Regions from separate parts of the Homo sapiens genome. Here regions 2 and 3 are each linked to region 1. The links are chromatin contacts, found by Hi-C or POLR2A ChIA-PET in ENCODE. All regions are on one chromosome and are shown on one strand. The core of a region is the stretch at or near the end of the contact, and the rest is flanking DNA. Distances in the headings are between cores, read along the strand shown.

What was found. Hi-C counts contacts between places; a loop is a spot of excess contacts on that map. ChIA-PET counts read pairs that join two places held with the same protein, here RNA polymerase II (POLR2A). Pooled maps may share reads with other maps.
Region 2: a map with no recorded cell type shows a loop between it and region 1 (11-fold over the local background). The contact joins the enhancer-like site here to the promoter of RBM38-AS1 in region 1. A Hi-C loop is called at or near these places in 2 of 37 single-sample maps with no recorded cell type and 5 of 50 pooled maps. POLR2A ChIA-PET finds 5 or more read pairs at or near these places in 1 of 52 experiments (activated CD8-positive, alpha-beta memory T cell).
Region 3: a map with no recorded cell type shows a loop between it and region 1 (9-fold over the local background). The contact joins the enhancer-like site here to the promoter of RBM38-AS1 in region 1. A Hi-C loop is called at or near these places in 2 of 37 single-sample maps with no recorded cell type and 5 of 50 pooled maps. POLR2A ChIA-PET finds 5 or more read pairs at or near these places in 1 of 52 experiments (activated B cell).

The regions. Positions count from the first base shown.
Region 1 is chr20:57,391,648-57,395,619 of GRCh38, forward strand. RBM38-AS1 (RBM38 antisense RNA 1) reads right to left here and starts at 1,409. Exons shown (of 2, transcript NR_149006.1): 1 at 632-1,409. It overlaps RBM38 (RNA binding motif protein 38), which reads left to right. Exons shown (of 4, transcript NM_017495.6): 1 at 1-171; 2 at 1,007-1,130; 3 at 1,632-1,686. RefSeq lists enhancers at 1-467, 1,222-1,411 and a silencer at 182-371.
Region 2 is chr20:53,897,857-53,901,828 of GRCh38, forward strand. No RefSeq gene overlaps it. Among named protein-coding and RNA genes, the nearest start is that of BCAS1-AS1, 16 kb to the right of the region's middle. Within about 2 kb of position 1,980, at least 19 of the 41 ENCODE cell types and tissues checked have a DNase peak (open chromatin) inside an H3K27ac peak, as active enhancers do.
Region 3 is chr20:53,924,400-53,928,371 of GRCh38, forward strand. All of the region lies in intron 1 of BCAS1-AS1 (BCAS1 antisense RNA 1), which reads left to right. Among named protein-coding and RNA genes, the nearest start is that of BCAS1-AS1, 11 kb to the left of the region's middle. Within about 2 kb of position 1,813, at least 12 of the 41 ENCODE cell types and tissues checked have a DNase peak (open chromatin) inside an H3K27ac peak, as active enhancers do.

The sequences.
Region 1 (3,972 bases), core at 159-2,658:
GCCATGCACGGCTCGCAGAAGGACACCACGTTCACCAAGATCTTCGTGGGCGGCCTGCCGTACCACACTACCGACGCCTCGCTCAGGAAGTACTTCGAGGGCTTCGGCGACATCGAGGAGGCCGTGGTCATCACCGACCGCCAGACGGGCAAGTCCCGCGGCTACGGCTTCGTAAGTGGCCCCCGCGCCCGGGCCCGCACCCCGCCGCACACCTTATCGCGGCCCGGGCGCCGAGTCCACTCCGGGGCACACGCCCAGACGGCCCGCTGCCGCCCCCGCCCCAGGCGCCTCCAGCCGGCGCCCGCACCTGCCGCCTCTCCCGGGCGCGCTCCTGCCGGTCCCGCCCCCACCACCCCAGGCCCCGGCCCCCACCCCCACCCCCACCCCCACCCCCACCCCCGGTTTAAAAGGAAGAGCCGCTGTGTTCAATTAGGACTCCTAAGTTGGTGGGGAGGTTTTGGAGCCAGAGGGCACTCGGGATTTCCTGGAGCAGCGGGGGGTGAGGAGCAATGGCTCCACCCCGGGGTGTTAGGAGCTCTTCGGCCTCCCCCATATTTTTAACAGCCCTCTCAGCCGCCCCAAATAAACATCAGCTTAAGTAAAAACGTCTTGAAGACACTTTCCTGCTTACCTTCCAAGCATAGCGTCGCAAACTCCTTCTCAGAGGAAAGTCTCGGCCCTCACTGGTGGGCAAGTCCAGGCGGCCCCCCAAGCTCCCTTCGGGGTTCATTTTTGCCCTATCCCCGCAGGGGATTATTTTTGTCCTTGAAGGCCACATTTCCCAGGCCTTGAACTTTGACGGGAGGAGCTGGAATCCAGGAGGCATCTTTGTGGGAGAGCCCCAGGTAGGGTTCAGAGGAGCTTTGGCTCAAGGACCCTGGGTCACAGGCACCCTCAGAGGAAGGGAAGAGAGGGGTGGCAGCATCCGGTGCCAGGGCGGAGCCGTCTGCCCCTTTCGCCCCTGGTTCCCCCCACGGCAGCCCCTGATGTGTCTCTGCTCCACCAGGTGACCATGGCCGACCGGGCGGCAGCTGAGAGGGCTTGCAAAGACCCGAACCCCATCATCGACGGCCGCAAGGCCAACGTGAACCTGGCATATCTGGGCGCCAAGCCGCGGAGCCTCCAGACGGGTGAGAGCTTGTGTTTTCCTGCCTGGCTCTTCTCGGTTTCTATATTGGGTGTCGGTATCTGTCGGGTGGAAAGAGGCCCCCCCTCCTCGCCCCAGCAGTGGCAGTCGGCTATCATGTGCCTGCAGAGCCGGCACAGGGCAGCCATCCCCCCCTCGAGGATCTAGACCCCTTCTCACAGCGTGTGGCCCAAAGAAGGGGGCGGGGGGCAGGGAGGGTACTGCACCCCAGTTGCCAGCTGTCCTCGCAGGAGGGAGGAAGTGGCCATGGGGCCTGGAGGTTGGGAGTGCCGACACCAGTGGCTGCTGACACCTGCGTCACTCACTGCCACACTTCAGCGGTGTGCCTTGGGGTTCACAAGGGGGAGGCCTGGGAGGGGAGAGGAAGCGGATGATCCCTTTTGACTAGAGGTGTGTGGCTTGTGGGATTCTGCCACCCTGTGTGCAGCCCTTGAGACGTGGCTCGTGCAGCAAGGCCAAGTCCCTGATTGTTCTCTCGTTTTAGGCTTTGCCATTGGGGTGCAGCAGCTGCACCCCACCTTGATCCAGCGGACTTACGGGTGAGTGGACATGGCTGGCTTGGGGTGGGTAGTCCGTGGAGATGAAGTGGAGAGGGCCTTGGGCTTCCTGGGTCTGGAAGGCTGGGGAAATGACAGTTTTCAGACATTTGATTGCGTTTAAGCCAAGGGAGTGAAGAGAAGGCAGATTGCACTTCTCCATCCCTGGCAGAGGCCATACCACCTAGGGGATGGTGAGCCTTGGAGCCTGCCTGCCTTGGTACACACCCCAGCTCCCTTCGCTAGGTGTGTGGCCTCAGTTTCCTCACCCGTAAAATGGGAGTGGTCACAGCACATCTGAGTTCTCTGAATGGAGGGCCTAGGGTGGGCCTGGTGCAGGTAACGCCCTCTTGAAGTGTTTGCTGATGACTCTTAGGGACTGGCAGGCTGAGTTCTTCCCCAGGCACTCCTCTCACCTGTTCTAGTGCTGGGGCAGGTGGTGGCAGTAGGTCATTGCTACCAAGGTCTGATGTTTGTGAACGTTGCTGTAGATACGATGTGTTTGGGGTGGAGGCCACCTGCCTGAGTGGCCTGGCCTATGGGCTTCTAGTCTGACTCATTTACAAGCAGCGCAGCCCACTCTTCTCCATCCTAAAACGCCTCCCACCTCCCTGCCCTTTTTTAAAACATCTAGTAAGTCCTGGCAGCTGCTTGGGGAGGGACACACACACTTAAGGGATACAAAGAGTCCTGCCTTGCGGCCTGCCTCCCCACCCCCATGATGGATGGAAGCTGTCTGCCCTAGCGCCGTGGCATATTGATGGGGTTGGAGTTGGAGGGGAAGGCAGCTCAGAGACCACCACCCCTTTCAGGGCATTGGCACTTCATGAACTTTCTGAATCCAAATCCCTAATGCCAGTTGATCACGTGTGTGTGCTCACGCATGTGCGCACCACGTAGATTCCATTGAGAGAGACACAGCTTGAGGAGTAACCTGCCTGACTGGGGCAGTGTGGACAAGGATCCTGTGGAACCCGGCTGAGCCTGGCTCCCAGGTGAATGGGTCCCCTGGGGCCTGGCTCCCAGGTGAATGGGTCAGAGGCCCCAGCAGAAGTTGCTGTGCCCACTTTTTGGGAACGCTTGGGGTGACTCGGGGGCTCCCTGCCGGCTTCCGTGTGTATTGGTGGATGTGTGCAAGTGTAGCAGTGGGAGGAGCCGCTGGCTGAGGGGTGCTGGAGGGTGGCCGGGGCCCTTCTAGCCTGTGCGAGTGGCCGGGCAGCTCAGGTTCCTGCCGGGGTGCCTCTGTCCTCCTGGGAAGGGAGCGTGTAGGGTGGTGGGAGCAGGCGGCCCTGTCCGTCTCGTCCTGGAATCTGTTTTGTAGATGTCTAGAGTCGTCTTAGAGGGTGTTTGGGGACACTGTAGCCTTCATGCCTTCACCGAGATTCTTCCTATGGGGTTCAGGCCACATGAAGAGGGTGTTCCTTGTTTTCCAGAACCTTGGCTCCATTCCCCAGGCCCACAGCAGGCGCCTGGGGGCATGGACTGGGCGGGAGCAGCTGCCCAGAGGTGAGGGTGTGTGCCTCCAGTGCCTGCAGCTCTTTTCTGCTTACAGTGGGATAAGGCCTTCCCACGTGCGTCTGGGCTCGCTCTGATCCACACAGCTACCTCTGGGACTCCATACCCATCAGTGCTTGGCCTCTGGGGCCTGCAGAGGTGGGTTCGAATCCTGACTTTGCCCCTTACCAGCTGGGTCTGTCTTGGCAGTGGCATCCTCATCCGGAAAACAGGAACATTAACTGCTTAAAACAGTGCACAGGCATGTGGGCTGGGTGCTCTGGCCTCCTCAGAAGTCCTCTCCTGTCCTCATAGCAGGCCTCTGAGGATGGGACTGAAACCATTCTTACTTTATAGATGGGGAAACTGAGGCAGAGAAAGGCTAACCACCTGTCTGGGCCTGGGGGCGGGTGGCAGGGCCAGGGTGGGGAGGCGTGAGGTAATAGACGTCCGGGAGGAGATTGGAACACAGGTGGTGGGTGCCTGAACGCATGCTTTCTTGGTGGGGGACGGTGGGAAGGGCCCTGGCCCGACCTTTCCCTTGCTGTCCTGGAGTCCTGTGAACACCACCCATCCAGAAGCAGTTGGGATCGGTCACAGAGTTTGCCACTGTGTGCCCCCGACTTCAGGCGACGGTGTTTTGTAACTAAATCTGCTGGCTGGCCATTTAATACTTGTGACGATGAAGAGGCCGCAGACTCTATTTGTTGGTTGCCAAAGGGTGGAGACCCAAACAGGGACGGTGTCAGAGGGGCCATCCGCTCTTGGCTTCCTGGGAGATCTGAACTCAAGCCT
Region 2 (3,972 bases), core at 730-3,229, 3.5 Mb before region 1:
AACAAAAAACCCCAAAAACCCCCCAAAATAAAAAACAAAAACAGAGCTAGTTCAAGCTATGAATAACACATCCAGAACATTCTGGTGACAGGAAGAAGCCTTCAGAAACAGAATAGCCTGTTGGCTATTCTCAGCTGGCCATTTGGTCCTGGATGGACTCAGTCAGGCTCATGATACTCATTGTATTGTAATCACCCCAGCATGCAAACAGATTGGACAACAGTTCAAAGACTGGGCAACAGAACACAATTAAGAAGTGATTAACTTACGGGAAAAGATGAAAAGAGCTCAAGTATGAAAGCCATGTGGCAGAAAACCCTGGGAGGAGGTGATCACCATTTCCAAGCATTGAAATTCCATAAATAAAAGGCTAGAAGAGGAACTTCTCGGGGGATGATTTAAAAGGTAATGGCATATCTTTGAACAATGAGGATTCCAGGCTGAAATCTCAAGAGGAAGCTTCCTTGTTGTGGTTCTCGACAGGAATAATCCGTTGAGGAAATGATAGAATTCCTTTTAACGTGTCGGTAGGTGAAACAGCAAGAGGAACACAGGCCAATCAGATAATGTGAATTTGTCCTCCAGCAAGTGCTGCACCGGAGCTTAGTGAATGAGTAAGGTTCTCCCAGACTCAGGGCAAAGGGAGCACAGGCTCCACTATAGGCAGCAGTTGATGGAGAACCTCGATTTGGACGGAAGAAAATTCCTGGTTTCTCTTTTTCTGAGGCTGAAGAAGAACAGAAGCTCATCAAATAGAGGAGGGCTGGCTACTCCTGTAGCCATAAAAAGGGAGACGTAGATATTTTCAGCTTTGCAGACCCTCCAGGCTCTGTGTCAACCGCTCACCTCTGCCTTCGTAGACTAAATGCAGTCATAGACATGGGTAAATAATGTGTGTGGCTGTGTTTTAATAAAACTTTATTTGCAGAAACAGGCAGTGCCTAGGGAGCATGGTTTGCTGACGGCTGATCTCAAGAAGCGGGAAAGACGCCCTGTAAAAGAGCGAGGAAATTTAAAGAGAATGGGTTCAAGTACCATCTCTACACTTAACGGCTAGTTAATTAACCTTTGTGAACACTTGGGGTTTTTTTTTGTCCATGAAAAGGGTTAATTGCAGTGCCTCCCTCATGGGTTTGTTCTCAGAATCAAATGGAACAATGTCTGAATAATGCTTATCATAGGCCTGGGTGCACAGAGGTACTAAAATAAGAGAAAGAGTAAAAAGAATGCACATTTTATTATAGTTCTTACCCTATTCTATTGGGTTTATGTAACTGTTTCCTTCACTAGTATGAGCTCCTGAAGTTCAAAAATCCCACTTAGTTAACACACGTCTCCAGTACCCATCATGGTGGCACATGGTGGGTGGTGTTTTGGGTTTGAAAGCAGCACTGGGGATGGGGGTTGGGGGCAGTGGTTTAGTGAGGGAAGGCTCCCATGGGAGTGGGAACCAAGGAAGCAGGACACGGTGGGAGAAGGAGCGAAGCAGAGGTTTTTGTGAACTGGAGTCTAGCTTCAGCCTGATGCCTTGGGGATATACATTGCGTGTATCGGGAGCAGATACTGCACCCCAGCATTAGCTCATGTTGAAGCAAAGGCGCTGGCCTTTCATGGCCTGGAACAGTCAGTTACTGGCTGTAGGCTGGCCTCATTAAGAGTGAGGAGATAATCTCCCAGGTGAATTGGCTTCTGTGCTGCTGAATGAGAGCAGCTGGGAGCTGTTAGCTCTGCCAATGGGGTGGGGGGATGGGTGAGGGGGGCATGACAGCTTCTCTGCAGTGCCCAATTATTGCTTGTTCCATAAAAGCCTATGTGTTCTGTGGTTATGCTCTAAATCACCCGTGAAACACAGCTGGTTTATAGGAAACGGGAGAAGGGCAGAGCCAGGGTGACTAAGTCATCACCTGTCACTCCAAAGATAAATTGTTTAGCTGAGAGGCTGAGCCCAGAGATGGTGAGGAACCTGACTCAAGGATGGTGATGTTCTCTCTTTGCAGGGACAGGAAGTGGCTTCTTTTTTCAGTGGCCTGTGGGCGTTTCCTTTGCCTGGAGGAGTGTGTGGTACCATCCAGACTGAGGGTTGCTGAAATCCCTCACCGGGCTTGACACAAGTGCCAATAATGCCACAGTAACATCTGCCTGGGTTCTGGCATCTGGCGAGAGTGGGATTGAATCCCAGCTCTGCCACTTTAGCCATGTGACCTTGAACCAATGACTTAGCAATATAAGCCTTATTTTCCATGTCTGTAAAATGGGAATAGCAATACTTCCCAATTCTTAGGGCTTTTGTGAGGCTTAGAGTTAATGCTTATAAAATGGCTGGCACTTAATTAAACTCCAATTTCAATACACGGTAATTTTATTTACTTTCTTTGTTATGATGGTGTATTTGTTATGTATTTATAGAAATGGTATTGTTCAGTTAATGTTTCCCAGTTGTCATTTGCATATTACTTTGGATTTTTGCCATATCTGTTGCCACCTGTACTATTATTTATTTAGCATACATTAGTTGACTCTTGAAAATAAAACTTAAATAGTTTTAATAGGACCAGGGCAATAAGGGGTTTGGATGGGCTAGTGCTTGGCCTATGATAAGTATGCTATGAATGGGAGCTACTATTATCATCAACACTGACATTAAATGACTCTTAGTTTTGTATCCTATCTGGGAATTTGCATTGACTCATTTCATTTCTTCCTTTTAGAATCAAGTTGCTTGCATTCTCTCCATTGGATGAGGTCACGTCTTTACTCCTGCCTGAGCTAATTGATGTATTCTTAAAGTGGCTTGCTTGGCTAAGAATTTCATGCATAGTATCAGGGGATTTTTTCTTTCCTCTGTTAAATAACTTGGGCTCTGACAGATTACAAGGAAGTTATTACTCAGAGCTAAGTGCTCAAAACTGATTGTAGGGAGCAGTGGAAATTCCCCTTCCTTGCCTAAAATAACTGGAACTGGAACATGACAATATGAGCTTTGTCCAGGCTTGAAACAATATCCTTTCCAAGTGAATTTTGTACGGAAATACTTACCAATATATAGTGGTAGTTCTCACTGACAGGCTAGAAAAAGGTTAGTCATTCCCCGTATTCCATAGCTAAAAGGGCCATTGTTAGGGACAATAAGCCCCCGAGGAGTGAAATTTAAGCATGTGGACATAGTAATATTGGACTTACCTGACTTCTCCCTGCCCCTTATCCCATTTGATTCCTTCACTATCAAAAGAATCTAATTCCGGAAATAGACATGCTCTCCATTTGTTTGATTATTTTTATTGCAAGTATGTTTGTGACAACCTTCCCCTGAACACCCCCGAGCAGGTCCTGAGGAAACGGGAGAAGGAAATGCTCAGGTCCTTATAGTAGATGCGAGTTCAGAGTAGCTGACTCAGATGAATGTCCGTGAGTTCAAATTCCACAGCAGTTTTTAATCCCATGTCTTGAGCTGTTTCAGAAGGTTGATAATTAGCAAGGGCATGTGTCCAGCCCTCGCAGACTCAGGATGTAAAGATCTGGAGATTTTGTTGGAGTGAGTATTCCATTGCTGAACTGTTATGCTCATTATTACAGATTAAAAAAATAAACTGGGCAAGATCTTGTGAAGTGCTTCACTCTGTTTTTTTTTTGTTGTTGTTTTTGTTAATAAAAATTTCTTATTAAAAAAAATTTAAGGCTAAGTGGAAAAGGGGGGCAGGAATAAAAGTGGGAATCCGTCAATGAGCTTTTTTTGTTATTATAAGCTCCAAGAAATTTTGTTAGTGCTGGTCATATTAGCTAGTGTTAAGATTTTCTCAAGGCCTGAAATCTACTGCATGCAATTTATTAAGCTGCAGCACCCGTGCCAGGAAACATTCCCCTCTAAAGGAAGAAGGAGGCGGAGTGTAAGGGTTATTTTGATTTACCTTTCCTGGCTGAGGTCTCTGAAATCACTCTCAACACAACAGGCTTCCTCTTTTGGGGAGGGTCTCC
Region 3 (3,972 bases), core at 563-3,062, 3.5 Mb before region 1:
AGAGGAGAACATGCAACAGTTACTGAATCAATGATTTCATTCTCAGGTTCTCTAATTTTATTTTCTTTTCATCCTGCCTTATGGCCATAATTCAGGTGATAAAATAAGAAAGGACATGGCTGGCTGTGGTGGCTCTTGCCTGTAATCCCAGAACTTTAGGAGGCCAAGATGAGAAGATTCCTTGAGGCCAGGAGTTCAAGACCAGCCTGAGCAACATAGCTCAAAACATTCTCTACAAAAAAATGAAAAGATTGCTGGGCATGGTGGCATGTGCCTGTAGTCTCAATTACTTAGCAGTCTGAGGCAGAAGGATCTCTTGAGCTCAGGAGTTTGAGGCTGCAGTGAGCCATGACTACGCCACTGCACACCAGCCTGGGTGACAGACCAAGGCCCTGTCTCTTAAAATAAATAAATAAATAAATAATAAAAAAAAGGATAAAGAAAAGAGAGTTTGAGGAGAAAGATTCTCTCTCTCTCTCTTTTTTTTTTTTTTTGAGATGGAGTCTCTCTCTGTTGCCCAGGCTGGAGTGGCAGTGGCATGACCTCAGCCCACCTCAACCTCTGCCTCCCGGGTTCAAGCAATTCTGCCTCAGCCTCCCGAGTAGCTGGGATTACAGGTGCCTGCCACCACGCCTGGCTAATTTTTGTATTTTTAGTAGACAGAGCGTTTCGCCATGTTGGCCAGGCTGGTCTTGAACTTCTGACCTCAGGTGATCCACTCGCCTCGGCCTCCCAAAGTGCTGGGATTACAGGCGTGAGCCACCATGCCCAACCCACTGTGGCTTTCTAAAGCCAGACTTAGAGTTAACCAGATCTGCTGAGATCTTTCCTTACTTACACCTACTAAAGGTGAATTTATTGTTCTTTTGTTAATGAATACATCAAAATACTCGTATCTTTTATTAATCTCAGATAAAAGATCACTAGAGTATTGGAGGAATCGTTTCTAATACAACTTTTTCAGAAGAGGGGAAAGCAGCTTTTCAAAATGAAAATGAGGTCACTATTTCGTTCACGTGACTGTCATCTTGTGAAGTTCATTTTATTACAACCTGATCTTATAAAAAGAATCTCATTTTGGTTTAACTTTTTTAGGCTACCTAACAGATAACTTAAAAGTTTAGCTGAGAGTATTTATTTCCAAATTCCACAGTTGTCTTAAGAAATTTTAGAAAAAAAGGCAAAACACTGTGTACAAAACAGTTCAATGTGGTGTTATCTAAAATAGTGTGGTTTGTAGTAATTCCACGTATAATAGTACAGCAAAAGAAAAATGACTTATTCAAGGCTTGTTACACTGACACCATGAGATATCTTGTAGCCATAAAATTGTAATCGTGTTGTTTATGAGGAAAAAGAAACCAAAGCGAAATATATCTGATATAATTTTACATACACAAAGCATAAAACAAAATAGTTTGCACTGAACTGGGGAGTCAGCCAGCGAGCATTTAATTGAGTGCCTACTATATGCCAGCTACTTTCATAAGTATGAAATGGTCAATGTAAAAAATATTTGCAAGGACTGTGTAAAATTAAGATTGTGCCGGGGAATGGGATTATCATGGTTGTTTTTCCGTTCTCTCCTCTAACGTTTAAAAATACGTTGTGGTTTCATAATAAAGAAAAATACATGTCTGAAACAGCGTCATAATAAACGTTGCAGATGCTGATTTTGTGCTAACTTGATGCCAGGCACTGCTCTGAGCAGTGTGTGTCTGTATCTGATTTACTTCCATGATGATGGTATTATCACCATAGAACAACGCCATTATTACCATAATAGCACCACGCCCATTTTATAGTGAAGAAACTGAGACAGGATGTTCTAGCTCAGTGTCTTAGCTTGAACAAGCTCTCCCACTTAGCTCAGTGGGAATCCATGTTCTTAACCAAGACTTCCAGCATATCACACAGGGGTCTGCAATACAGTTATGCATGTGGCAGCTCCTATAGTATTTTCTCGACATTTGGCCTTTGGAGTGGCTCCCTCCCATTATACTGGGGTGTTCTGTGTTTTTCTGATTTATCACTCCCCTAAATCTTTACTCATAGGCAATACTCAATCAGGCATTGAATAAATCAATCAATTCCCCTCTCATAAAAGAGGCCAGGGATAATGTTGTTCACTTTCTTTTCTTTTAGAAGTGTCTGTCAGCTCCCTGAGATTTTCATAGAATTTTTTTTTCCTACATGCCCCACCACTGCCAGTTTCAACAGACAAGGCTAACTCAGTTCACTAGACAAGCAAACACTTCAACTGAGAAGGCAGTGATAAACACAGGAAGTTATTTCACCCTGGGAATATTCCGGAAACCAACTTTGAATAATTGCTTCATGTTCAGTTGGACACAAGTTCACTCCCAGGTTGACTCACGTATGTAAATGCTCCTGACTACCATCTGACTGCATCACACACACACCCCTACCTTTCCAAAATGCTAACTACACAGCATGAATCAGCCGCTCCTGATTCAGAGCCCCGAGTCCTTCATCATCAACCTGGGCTCCTGCCTTTGTCTCCTACCCTCATCCAGTCCAACAGCAAACCCCACCCGCCCCATCTTCTAAATAAATCCAGAATCTGATCACTCCTCACCATCCTGCAGCAGCACCTCAGTCAAATTCCAGTCATCACTGAGCTGCGTGACAGCAACAGCCTCCAAACTCCTCTCCCCGTTTCTTCCATTGGAAGGCTTGGAGCTGATCTGACTTAAATTTTAAAAGACTCATTCTGGCCGCTGTGTGGAGGGTGCACTGGAAGCTCACCTCTTTCTCTGGACCAATTTCTATCTGCTTTTTCCCTTCACATCTAAAATAGGTGCTCCCCGGGGATTTGGCTCCTGATCTTATACATACATGTATATATATATATGGGGCGTGTGTATATATATACACACACACACACACGCACACACACATATTTGAAATGGAGTCTCACTCTGTCACCTAGGCTGGAGTGCAGTGGCGTAATCTCGGTTCACTGTAACCTCTGCCTCCCGGGTTCAAGTGATTCTCCTGCCTCAGCCTCCCGAGTAGCTAGGACTATAGGCAGGCACCACCACGCCTGGCTAATTTTTGTATTTTTAGTAGAGATGGGGTTTTGCCATGTTGGCCAGGCTGGTCTTGAATACCTGGGATTACAGGAGTGAGCCACTGTGCCCGGCCGCTGATCCAATATTTTACAAAGTTTGTGAAGAGGATGACTAATTCGTGGAATCACAGGTTTTAATAAGTTCAGGGGCACTGGGCTCAGCAACTTGCAACTGGTTATTTACTGCAGGGATTCTCAGAACCTTTAGTATCCTCACGTGTCCTGGGGATCCTCAAGAGAAAGACAACAGTGGGTGTTTTCAAACCATGATGTTGTCTCAGATTCCTCCAGGGCTTGCTCCCTTTGTCCTTCAGGTTCATGCTCCATGTCACCTCCTCAGAGAAGCTGTCGCTGGCTATCCATAACATCCCGTCCTCTTTCCCTGACTTAGTATTTTGGGATGTGTGGCATTTATCAACATTAATAAAACGATATCTCTTTTTTCCTATTTATTACTATTATTTTTGCTTATGTAACCTCTTGAATTATCTTTGCTGATTAGTTTCTGCTACTTAGAGTCAGTAACCCAGAATCTATTAATATAACCTTCAGGAGTGTGCATGACGAAGTTATATTCTGTCCTGCTTAGTCTTCAGTGGTCACACGTTTTTTGTTTTTTGTTAGACAAAACAAAACAAAAACCCAAAAACGTGTGACCACTGAAGGTCAAACGTGTGACCCTGCTCTGTTGCCCAGGCTGGAGTGCAGTGATGCCATCTCAGCTCCCTGCAACCTCCGCCTCCCAGTCTCAAGCAATCCTCCCATCTCAGCCTCCTGAGTAGCTGGGACTAAGGGCACACACCACTACACCCAGCTAATTTTTTTGTATCTTTTTTTTTTTTTGAAGGAGTTTTTGGTCTTGTTGCCCAGGCTGGAAG